2 separate regions of the Homo sapiens genome follow, and region 1 is linked to region 2. Evidence: read pairs that join two places in POLR2A ChIA-PET (ENCODE). Cell type or tissue: MCF 10A. All regions are shown on one strand. Each heading gives the region's core, and the rest is flanking DNA. Links, peaks and the distances in the headings are about the cores only.

Region 1 (5,376 bases), core at 119-5,118, 65 kb after region 2:
GATCTCTTTTGCTCTGTCTCCCAGGCTGGAATGCAGTGGCACGATCATGGCTCACTGCAGCCTCCACCCCCGGGGTTTAAGCCTTCCTTCTGCCTCAGCCTTCCAAGTAGCTGGGATTACAGGTGTATGCCACCACACCTAATTTTTTTAAAATTCTTTGTAGAGACAGGGTCCCATTATGTTGCCCAGGCTGGTCTCAAACTCCTGGGCTCTCAGGCAATCCTCTTGCCTCTGCCTCTACTTCCCAGAGTGCTTGGATGGTAGGTGTGAGCTGTTGTACGCAGCCTCTGTTTATTTTCTTTAAAAATAACTTATGGGCCAGGCGCAGTGGCTCACGCCTGTAATCCCAGTACTTTGGGAGGCCGAGGTGGGCAGATCACTTGAGGTCAGGAGTTTGAGACCAGCCTGGTCAACATGGTGAAACCCTGTCTCTACTAAAAATACAAAAGTAAGCTGGGCGTGGTGGTGTGCGCCTGTAGTCCCAGCTGCTCGGGAGGCTGAGGCAGGAGAATCATTTGAGAATCACCACTGCACTCTAGCCTGGGCAACAGAGTGAGACTTTGTCTCAAAAAAAAAAAAAAAAAAAAAGACATGGATGCAGTGATTGCATTTTGTTAGACCACTTTTAGTCAGATAAACAAGAAGAAAGTTCTTGGTTAGAATTGTATATTTTTAAATTTATAAACAGCCTTCCTTTTCTTTAGCAGTTATGTGAATTTGACTCAACCTTACTTGTTAATTCTCCAGACTTGCCAACTTGGTATCATGGATGGTATTTTATATAATATTAACTGAGCGTATCTGTGGTTATTTTTCCAAAATGTAAAAAGGATCTTCTCTCTTCCCTGCTTTAAAACGTTCACTAGTTTCACTTTTCCTAGAGCAGTGCTTTTCAAACTGTGTACCTAGGCTGATACTAGCTAACATTTACTGAGTACTTAACATGTGACACTATTCCAGGCTTTGACATCTGTTACTGGTTTTATTCTCAAAACAAACCAATGAAGTAGGTATTAGTATCTTAACATTTTTATGAGAATTTCATTTTGCTTTGTAATATTTAATACAAAAAAGCTTTTTTTGTTTTTGTTTTTGTTTTTTGAGATGGAGTCCACACTGTCACCCGGGCTGCAGTGCAGTAGCATGATCTCGGCTCACTGCAACCTCCACCTCCCAGGTTCAAGCAATTCTCCTGCCTCAGCCTCCTGAGTAGCTGGGATTACAGGTGCCCACCATCACGCTTGGCTAATTTTTTGTATTTTTAGTAGAGACGGGGTTTCATTATGTTGGCCAGGCTGGTCTCGAACTCCTGACCTTGTTATCTGCCCGCCTTGGCATCCTAAAGTGCTGGGATTACAGCCGTGAGCCACCGCGCCCGGCCCTAAAAAGGTTTTTAAATGGATGACCTAGCATCAAGAAAAATGGAATCTAAGAAGATTTCTATCATATTTGTCTTTTGTGACTTTTTATACTCCAAGGCATAGCATACCATGTACTAGAAGTGAAAATTTCTTTGTATGAAATTAGGGACAAAAGACATACTCAAGAACTTTTTTAAAAAAATAATTAGATTTCGTAGACCTAAAATTATTCTTTTAAATTGCTGTGCAAGTTTCTAAACCTCTTACTCTCGATTCCTGTATTTACCTCATTTTAGATGGATACTTGAATGCAAAGGGCACTGAGTAGCACTATTCTCCCTCGTACTTGATGTTTTAAACATTTTGTTTCCCGTCCCTAAAATGAGTGCACATCCCTGTTTTCTGTTTGGTGCATTTCTACTTTTCCTTCTTCATGCCTCAAATACTCTTTCCCTGGGAAGCCTGTCTTAACTGGAGGCCATCTCCAGCAGAGCTACTCCATCTGTGTGCTTCCTTAGCACCGTATTCACATCTTTCTTAGTTCTTGGTATGTAGTTGGTGTACTTACAGACGGTGAGCTTCTTGAGGGCAGGGGCCTGATTTTAAGTCTTCTCTATATCCGTTATAGCACCTAGCAGGTATGAGTAAATGTTGAATGAATGGATGAGTGAACAGATAGGCTGTTTCAAATTACAATGTTTGGTGTAATCTAGAATCTAGCCTTACCATTAGAAACTATAGGCTACATCATTTAAAGCCTCCCAGGGCAACTAGTGGCAACAACCTAACCCCTGCTCTAAGAACATGCTTCAAGTCCAGGCTGGTATGGTATAGTATTACTGTAGTAGTAAATGATTGAAATGCCCGCTAGGCAGAAGTTTTATCATTTAATGATAATGCACAGTAGGCAGAAGTTTAGTGCCTAATGTTCTGTCTTATTTATTTCAGGAATTGTTGGATAAATATTTAATAGCCAATGCAACTAATCCAGAGAGTAAGGTCTTCTATCTGAAAATGAAGGGTGATTACTTCCGGTACCTTGCTGAAGTTGCGTGTGGTGATGATCGAAAACGTAAGTTTATTTGTTATATGGGCAAAAGTAGAATATAAAAAAAAGAAATGGGGATAAATGGGACACTATGACAGTATACGTAGTCTTCAGGCTCTTTGTGACTTAATAATTGAATGTATGTCAAGAAAATTAGTATTACCTTATGTTCTCAAAAATGAAAATTGGATTATAAATTTACATCACATGCTCTTTAAAAAAATTAAGCTCATCTGTGAACTCTGTAATCTCATATGGTATTATTTAAAACAGGATTAATCTTTTATGCTTTTTAGAATTTTGGTTCACCATATTTTTAGCTCCAGAGTTTTTTGTGTAAACTTTATGAGTGATTCTGCATTTCACATGGCCTTTCTATTATGCCTTAAAACTTCAGATCACTGGAAATTACATACAGAACGTGGAAACAGGTTGTTGTGCTTTTGCTGTTTGTCATATTCATTATCGTCTATTTTAAGGGGTCATAACATTGACTGCTAATTACATATAATCAGATTTCTGAGGAGAGGTGAAATGAGTGTGTTATTGCTGGTGTATAACTTGCTCCAACTTCACAGTAAGTTTGAATGACTCATGGTTAGGTTTTACTTGAGAAGGTTGAATATACAGGAACTGTTGATTAATCAAGTAGTGGTCATAAAAATAGATTTTAGTATTAAATACCTTTTTTTTTTAACCTAGACTATCATAGAAAACATGGATATGAGAAAAAGTGACCGAATTGCCTAACTTGATAATAAAAAAGTGAAGTGAATTTATTTGCAGTGAATGTCTCTTGGGATACTGGCAGCTGAATATAAGATAGATCTCATTAAATTTAGTGTATGTGCTTGCTACCAGATTTATCAAGTTCTAGGTATTAGAAGTGTCAGTCCTTATTTTTTCCAGTAAGTTTGTTGTTTTGTTCTTAATTTTGCCCTGTCTACAAAGATATACCCCTACAAATAGTTACTATGATCTGAAAATGAGAGTTTTGCCATCCTAAATATCAGTGTAACTGAATATATAAAGAGAACTTGTACCTGAGAAACTGTTATACCTTGCTATAACAAAATCTATATACTAAACTTACTTATTCTGTTACTGATGTGTAATTTCTGTTGCCATGAAGGTAAGCAGAATTGGACATGATACGGGCACGGAACTGTACATTTAAGTATCAGAAAGCCAAAGAGAAGTATTTGGGAGATTGAGACATAGCTGTAGCTTTAACCTGATTTAACCCTTAGGAGCTCATTGGCACTTTCAGGTCTCACACGTAGTCCTGTGTACATTCTGATAGGCTGCGATTCATAGATAGGCTGTCTTTATAGCCTAATTGCTGAGACACTGGTGCTTCCTAATTTGCCAAGCTGCAAGAACTTCTTATTGCATGTGGGCTGTACCAGTCAGGGATTAGATCAATAAATGTGCCATTTCAGAGGAAAGAAAATGAACATAATTCAGGTCATAAAGGGATAGCTTAATTCTCTTACGTCAGTATCTCTAAAGCTGTAATAGGCCAGTGGCCTCATACAGAAAACTACCCTTTTCAAAACATGGGTATAATCAGATTAGTGTTGGTAATACTGAACATTTTTTGAAGGGGGAGTAACATTTTAATTAGGCTAGTAATCAAACTCTGGTCAGAGCAGATTTTGTCCTATTTATTGAAACTTTTATATTGCCTTTCAAATAATACCACTTGATACTAAGAATCAGTATTTCTGCAAATCAGAAAAATAGAGATTTTGGTGTTGATGATCTTTGTAAAGTTTACATTATTTAGGGAAAGGGTATTCCAGTCAAATTATTATTATTATTATTAATTTTGAATGGAGTTTTGCTCTTGTTGCCCAGGTTGAAGTGCAATGGCGCGATCTTGGCTCACCGTAAGCTCCGCCTCCCGGGTTCAAGTGAGGCTTGTGCCTAGCCTCCCAAGTAGCTGGGATTACAGGCATGCATCACCACTCCCATCTAATTTTTGTATTATTAGTAGAGACGGGGTTTCTCCATGTTGGTAAGGCTGGTCTTGTACCTCCAACCTCAGGTGATCTGCCTGCCTCAGCCTCCCAAAGTGTTAGGATTACAGGCGTGAGCCACTGTAAATTATTCCAGTCAAATTATTTTTAATTGCTGCATTTCCAAGTAATAGAATTAAAAGACATAAAATAAGAAAATAGTTTTAGCCTAGGTATGGAAAAAAGTCTGATTTACTATAATATCTCATGTTTTTTTTCCATTAAGCTGTTTATATGTAAGCAACATTCTAAACTGGTTTTTTGTTTTGTTTGTTTGTTTGAGACAAACTGTCACTGAGGTTGGGAGTGCAGCAGCATGATCTTGGCTCACTGCAGCTTCAACCTCCTGGGCTCAAGGGGTCCTCCCACCTCAGCCTCCCAAGTAGCTAGAGCTACAGGCACGCACTACCATGCCTAGCTATTTTTTATTATTATTATTTTTTGTAGAGACAGGGATAAGATCTCCCTGTGTTGCCCAGGCTGGTCTTGAACTCTTCAGGTTCAAGTGATCCCCCTGCCTCACCTTCCCAAAGTGTTGGGATTAGAGGCATGAGCCACTGCACCTGGCCATAAACAAGTTCTTAAATACCCAGTACACAATATTGTTTTTGTTTGTTTGTTTTTGACACAGAGTATCGTTCTGTTGCCCAAGCTGGAGTGCAGTGGTGTGATGTCGGCTCACTGCAACCTCAGCCTCCCAGGTTCAAGCGATTCTCATGCCTCAGCCTCCTGAGTAGCTGGGATTACAGATGCCCGCCATCACGCCTGGCTAATTTTTGTATTTTTAGTAGAGATGGGGTTTCGCCATGTTGGCTAGACTGGTCTTGAACTCCTGATCTCAAGTGATCCACCCACCTCGGCCTCCCAAAGTGCTGGGATTATAGGCGTGAGCCACCGCGCCTGGCCACGATAATGTTTTTTGTTAGCTACCATGATTTTAAAAGAC
Region 2 (5,376 bases), core at 321-5,320:
TGGCATGCAAACCTCTGCTACCCCGGGATGGAGGAGTGTGCTCAATGTCACCGTGGGGATGCCATCAGCCAAATCCAAACAACTGTGGAAAATGTCTGCAGGACTCATGGCCTGGTTTCTTCCACAATTAAATGGCATTTAAAAAAACAAAAACAAAAAAAAGAAGGGGAACAGACATAAGAAACATACCCATCCAACACCACACTTACTCTTTTAAGGATCCTAATTTGAACAAACCAACAGTAAAAAGACTGTTTTGAGACAACTGAGGAAAACGGAATGTGGCCTACATGTGGGATAATATTAAGAAACTTATTGGCTGGGCGCAGTGGCTCATGCCTGTAATCTCAGCACTTTGAGAGGCCAAGATGGGAAGATCACTGGAGCCCAGGAGTTTGAGAACAGCTTGGACAACGTAGGGAGACCCTGTCTCTACAAAAAATTTAAAAATTAGCTGGGCGTGGTGGCATGTGCCTGTGGTCCCAGCTACTCAGAAGACTGAGGTGGGAGGATTGCTTAAGCCCAGGAGGTCGAGGTTGCAGCGAGCTGTGATGCTCCAGCCTAGGCGACAGAGCAAGACGCCATTTCCCCCCACCCACCCCCCTCAAAAAAGAAAAAGAAATATATTCTGTTAGGTCTGAGAATGGCATGTAGTTGAGTTTGTTTTTTTGAAGTCCTTTCCTATTAGAAATCTATACTGAAATCTTGATGGATGAAATTACATGATGACTGAGATTTGCTTTAAAAGACTCTAGCAAAAAAAAAAATGTTGGTGCGAGTGTAGATGAACTAAAAATAGCAAAATGATGATCATTGTTGAAGCTGGGTGGTAGGTATAATATGGTAGTATGCAATTTTCTCTACTTTTATGAGAAATGTCTATAAACAAGGTTACATTTGGGAAAAAAAAGGAAAGCAATAATAGGCTCCAGGAGGCATCATCTATCCACTGCTCGTTTACTGAGTAGCTTTTTTGCGTGTTCAAAGATGAGTGAGACAATCTCTACCCTCTGTGAGCAGAAGGTGGAGGGACAAAGAGGAGTTAAGTCCTCAAGCCTTGCGTGCAGTTAAGAAACAATACCACACCACCCCTGGAGGCCACCTCGCAGCAGTGATTAACCAACTTCCATGGCAGTAACATTGACAGTGAGTGCTGGATGGAGTCTGCACTGGAGAAGAGAGAAAAGGTGTGGGGCTTCACACCTTCCCCCATTCTGGAGCCTACAGCTTAATCGCCTGTATTAAAACCTTCCTTCTAAACCCTCATTTTTATAAAATCCAATTTGATTTCTGATTCTTAACATTCCTGTACGTTCAGTCAGCTAATACACTTAAATACTGTTATTAGTGTTTTGAGAACTCCTAGAAGAAGCAGAATTGGGTGGTTAGGGGTTGAACAGAGAGGCAGGAGAGAAGTAGAAACTTTGTTTTGGGAAGGCTGGAAGTGGGAAAGTTAGGTCAGAATTCCACAGGGCCTTGGCATCGGGCTCATGCCTAACAGGAAGGAGGAAGCAAGCTCTCAAGATGGGGTTAGGGTCCCATTAGTTTCTGCAAAGCTTTGCACAGAGTCATGTGGTACCCCCGGCCTGGGGCCAAGGGCACTGAGCAGGTTCTCCTGCAAGTGCCGTTCGAGCCAAAGTGATCAGGAAGAGCTTCTTCCATCAAGGACACCCAGGCAACTCTGTCTCTGATCCCCAGACTGAAAGGGGGGGAGTCATCACAGTTCAACTTAGTTAAACATTTTTGAACTTGACTGTGTGTCAGGCCACACACTGGCCCTGGAGCTACGGAGACCAAGTAGGCACTTTCTCTTTGTCAAGGTTCTTTGATTGTAAACAACAGAAGCGACCTCCGGATGTGAGAGAACTCACAGTCCTAATGGAAAAGCTGAAGAACCAAGCTTCAGAGAGGACAGACACCAGAGGAGCTCTGGGGACTTAGGGGACAGAAGCCATAGCATAGGCTCCAGTCATGTTCAGCCTTTTTGTCACCCCACTCAAATCCAGATACCGGGGAAGAGACTTCTAGAGGGACCATCAGAAGCATGCTTGGTGGCAGATGTGCTACCCCTCAATAAGAAAGGTGTTTTGTTTATTTGGTTTTTGTTTTGAGATGGAGTCTTGCTCTGTCTTCTAGGCTCACTGCAACCTCTGCCTCCCAGGCTCAAGTGATTTTCGTGCCTCAGCACCCCAAGTAGCTGGGACTACAGGCGTGCACCACCACACGCAGCTAATTTTTGTATTTTTAGCAGAGATGGGGTTTCGCCATGTTGGCCAGGATGGTCTCAAACTCCCGACCTCAAGTCTATCCGCCGATCTCGACCTCCTGAAGTGCTGGGATTACAGGCGTGAGCCACCGTGCGCAGCCAATAAGAAAGTTTTTAAAAAGGGAAGTCATTATCCACTCCTCTCAGTCAGATGCATTGGCTTCTGGCTGTCTGGGTTGTCTAGAAGCAGATTCCGTGCAGGCTGAGCACAGCAGGGAAAGGGCTCCGTTAGATGGGGGTTGAGTCTTTGTTTCACACTGACTCATCCCTGCATCCTGAGGCTGTTGACTGTGTAGACTCAGCCCTGGCATAGGTGAACTGGGGTCAGGCCTGTGGTTCTCACTTGTAAATCTGAGATAATCTATAAATGGTTTTCTCTCTGGTTTTCTTTCCCAGTAGAAGCGGTTCTTTTGTTTTGTTTCTTGTTCTTTGTTTTGTTTTTTTTGTTTTTTTTTGGAGACAGAGTCTCACACTGTCACCCAGGCTGGAGTGCAATGGTGCAATCTCGGCCCACTGCAACCTCCGCCTCCGGGTTCAAGCGATTCTCCTGCCTCAGCCTCCTGAGTAGATGGGACTATAAGCGCACGCCACCACGACCAGCTAATTTTTTATATTTTTAGCAGAGACAGTATTTCACTATGTTGGCCAGGCTGGTCTCGAACTCCTGACTTCATGATCTGCCCACCTCAGCCTCCTAAAGTGCTGGGATTACAGGCATGAGCCACCACACCCAGCCTAGTAGAAGCAGTTCTTACAGAAAAGTTTCTATTTGCAAGAGAGGTGACTCAAAACTTGATAATTGATTTTGTTTTGCTGTAAATGTCTTTAAACATTTTTAAAAACCCTCTAGAACTTTGGAGGGGGAGGCTTCCCTGCCTGGGGCTGCAGACTGTGGTGGGGGCTGCCAGTCACATCAGTGGGGGCTGGGCACACCCAGGACCCTCCAAGGGCTCATTTCTTACCCCAGGGTCAGGGTAAGCATCTTTGGTGACCACAGTCAAGGTGGGCTGGAGCCATAGGTTCTATTTTATTCTGAAACATGCCTGTGAAGTGCACCCGGCCTGGGGAGTTGGAATTACTCATGCCCAGTCAGTCAGCTACTGAAGATAAAAATCAGAACAAAAACTAAAGATGCTTGGGGTTGTGGCGTGGTTGAATAGCTAAGTCACACTTCATCTTCTTCCACTCTCAGCTCAAAGATCGAAGGAAGACCAGAGTCTGACAGTCATCGAGTCTGACGCACTCCCACTGCAGCAAAAGTTTGAATTCCCCTCTCCAGCATTCTGGCCACCGAGTGGTCCCTGCTGTCCTTGAGGGTCTTTGGTGACAAGGAACTCACCTTCCAGGGAAGCCTCTTCCACCCTGGGACAATTCAGATTATGAAAGGACACTCAGATACAGAGCTGAAACTCTCTACCTAATTGTTCCTTTTGGGTTTCACAGAAAAAAAGAAAAAAAAATTTTTTTTTGAGACAGGGTCTGGCTCTGTCACCCAGGCTGGAGTGCAGTGGCATGCTGTCAGCTCACTGCAACCTCCGCCTCTCTGGCTCAAGCAATTCTCGGGCCTCAGCCTCCCAAGCTGGGACTACAGGCACACCCCACCCCACCCAGCTGATTTGTTGTATTTTCAGTAGAGATGGGGTTTCGCCATGTTGGCCAGCCTGGTCTCGAACTCCTGGCCTCAAGTTGATCTGCCCACCTCAGCCTCCCAAAGTTCTGGGATTACAGTTGTGAGCCACCATGCCTGGCTGGGAAAAAATTTTTTTTGTTCTTCTTTCAATGGACAGTTCTTCGAATATCTGATAACAGTTTTCAGAGTCTCCTCCAAGCTATAGCCTCAGTCCTTCAGGTAACCCCTGTGACGTGTCTCGAACCTCCCCAGCAGCCCTAGTGGCTCCCTCTGCATGCAGTCCAGGCTGTCCCCATCTCTCTTAAAGCCTGTGAGCACAAAAGTCCAGTTTTCCGGGTAAGCAGCCTGTGGCTGCTAATACTGCATGGTGCTTGGCATCACGTAGGCAGCCATAGCACTGTGGAAGAAAGGAGAGAAGTGGAGTAGAGAAGACAGGAGGGAGAGTGGGAAAGAAAGGGAAGATGAAAGAAAAGGAAGGAGGGAGGGTAGATGGCTTTCAGCCAACATCTGCATGTCACTTCTAGCAGAGTTGCTGCTGTTGCCGTCTCCCCTGCCTGGGCTGGGCTGGACTGGGCTGTCCCAGACCCTGTCCCCAGATGCCCCCACAAACTTGCTGCTATTCAAAAGGCTGGCTCTCATGGAGTCCTCAGCATACCTGCTCCTGCTCCTTCTCCTGGAGAACTGGGCCCTGGAGAGAGCACAGCACACAGAGGCAGCTAGGAAAGCTGACAGCCTCCCCGCCCCATTCAGCACCGTACCCCAGTACTTAGAGCTGGGGCCCCAGGAGGGATGCAGAGGTCCAAGTTTGGGCTCCAGAAGCTGCTGGCCCAAGGCAGTCAGTGGCTGCTCTGGTTCCAGTTGTGTACACACTTCAGAACTCACCCCCAAGCTTCCACAGCACTTTCTAGGGCCAAGAGAAAACAGACAGGAAGATGTAGTGGAATGATGACCAGGTGCATTTTCACTAACAGGACACTTTCGTACTCATGATCTCATTCAGTCTCACTGGGACCTTTATCTTCTCATTTCACGTATATATAAGCAAAGGATCAGAGAGGCTTGCCCAAGGTTAATCTCAGTATCATTCAGAGAACTATAGTTCTATAGAGTCACACACACACAACGCAATCTCTATCTCACATCATTCTCTCCTCTCCCCAGTCCTAGTACATAGATGTTGTTCTTACTTTCAGAGATAGAAACTGACGACCAGAGATTTAGGTTAGCGGCCCAAGGTCACACAGCTAGTGACTATCTCAGAATAAAACTCCTGGTTGTTCAGGCTAACATCCATGCTGTGTCCACTTGATTTATATGGGAGGTTTCCTCCCATACAAATAAAACACCCCATTGAGATAACAATACGAATAATCTGTATGAAAAGTCTGTTCTGTTCTGTTCTTACGCTAACTCCTTAGTCTGTAGAAACAAAGCAGTTCACAGACACCCAATAGAAGCAATGAAAGCATCTCCCATTGTC

Evidence for each region. Peaks named below come from ENCODE experiments on the same cell type or tissue, not always from the same donor. Only the 100,000 strongest peaks of a DNase experiment are listed, where the experiment ranks them.
Region 1: POLR2A ChIA-PET joins it to region 2 with 5 read pairs; 5 of 35 experiments call an interaction of 5 or more read pairs at or near these places.

What each region holds. Positions count from the first base shown.
Region 1 is chr2:9,588,449-9,593,824 of GRCh38, reverse strand. YWHAQ (tyrosine 3-monooxygenase/tryptophan 5-monooxygenase activation protein theta) reads left to right here. Exons shown (of 6, transcript NM_006826.4): 3 at 2,310-2,433. Among named protein-coding and RNA genes, the nearest start is that of ADAM17, 35 kb to the right of the region's middle. In MCF 10A, for the core only: no CTCF peak of the experiment used is centred there; no DNase peak of the experiment used is centred there.
Region 2 is chr2:9,653,681-9,659,056 of GRCh38, reverse strand. The region is part of intron 3 of LOC105373418 (a long non-coding RNA gene); the gene reads right to left. Among named protein-coding and RNA genes, the nearest start is that of YWHAQ, 25 kb to the right of the region's middle. RefSeq lists enhancers at 810-1,370, 2,099-2,268, 2,226-2,727, 2,779-2,878, 3,509-3,748 and 1 more. In MCF 10A, for the core only: no CTCF peak of the experiment used is centred there; DNase peaks (open chromatin) are centred at 2,536 and 3,416.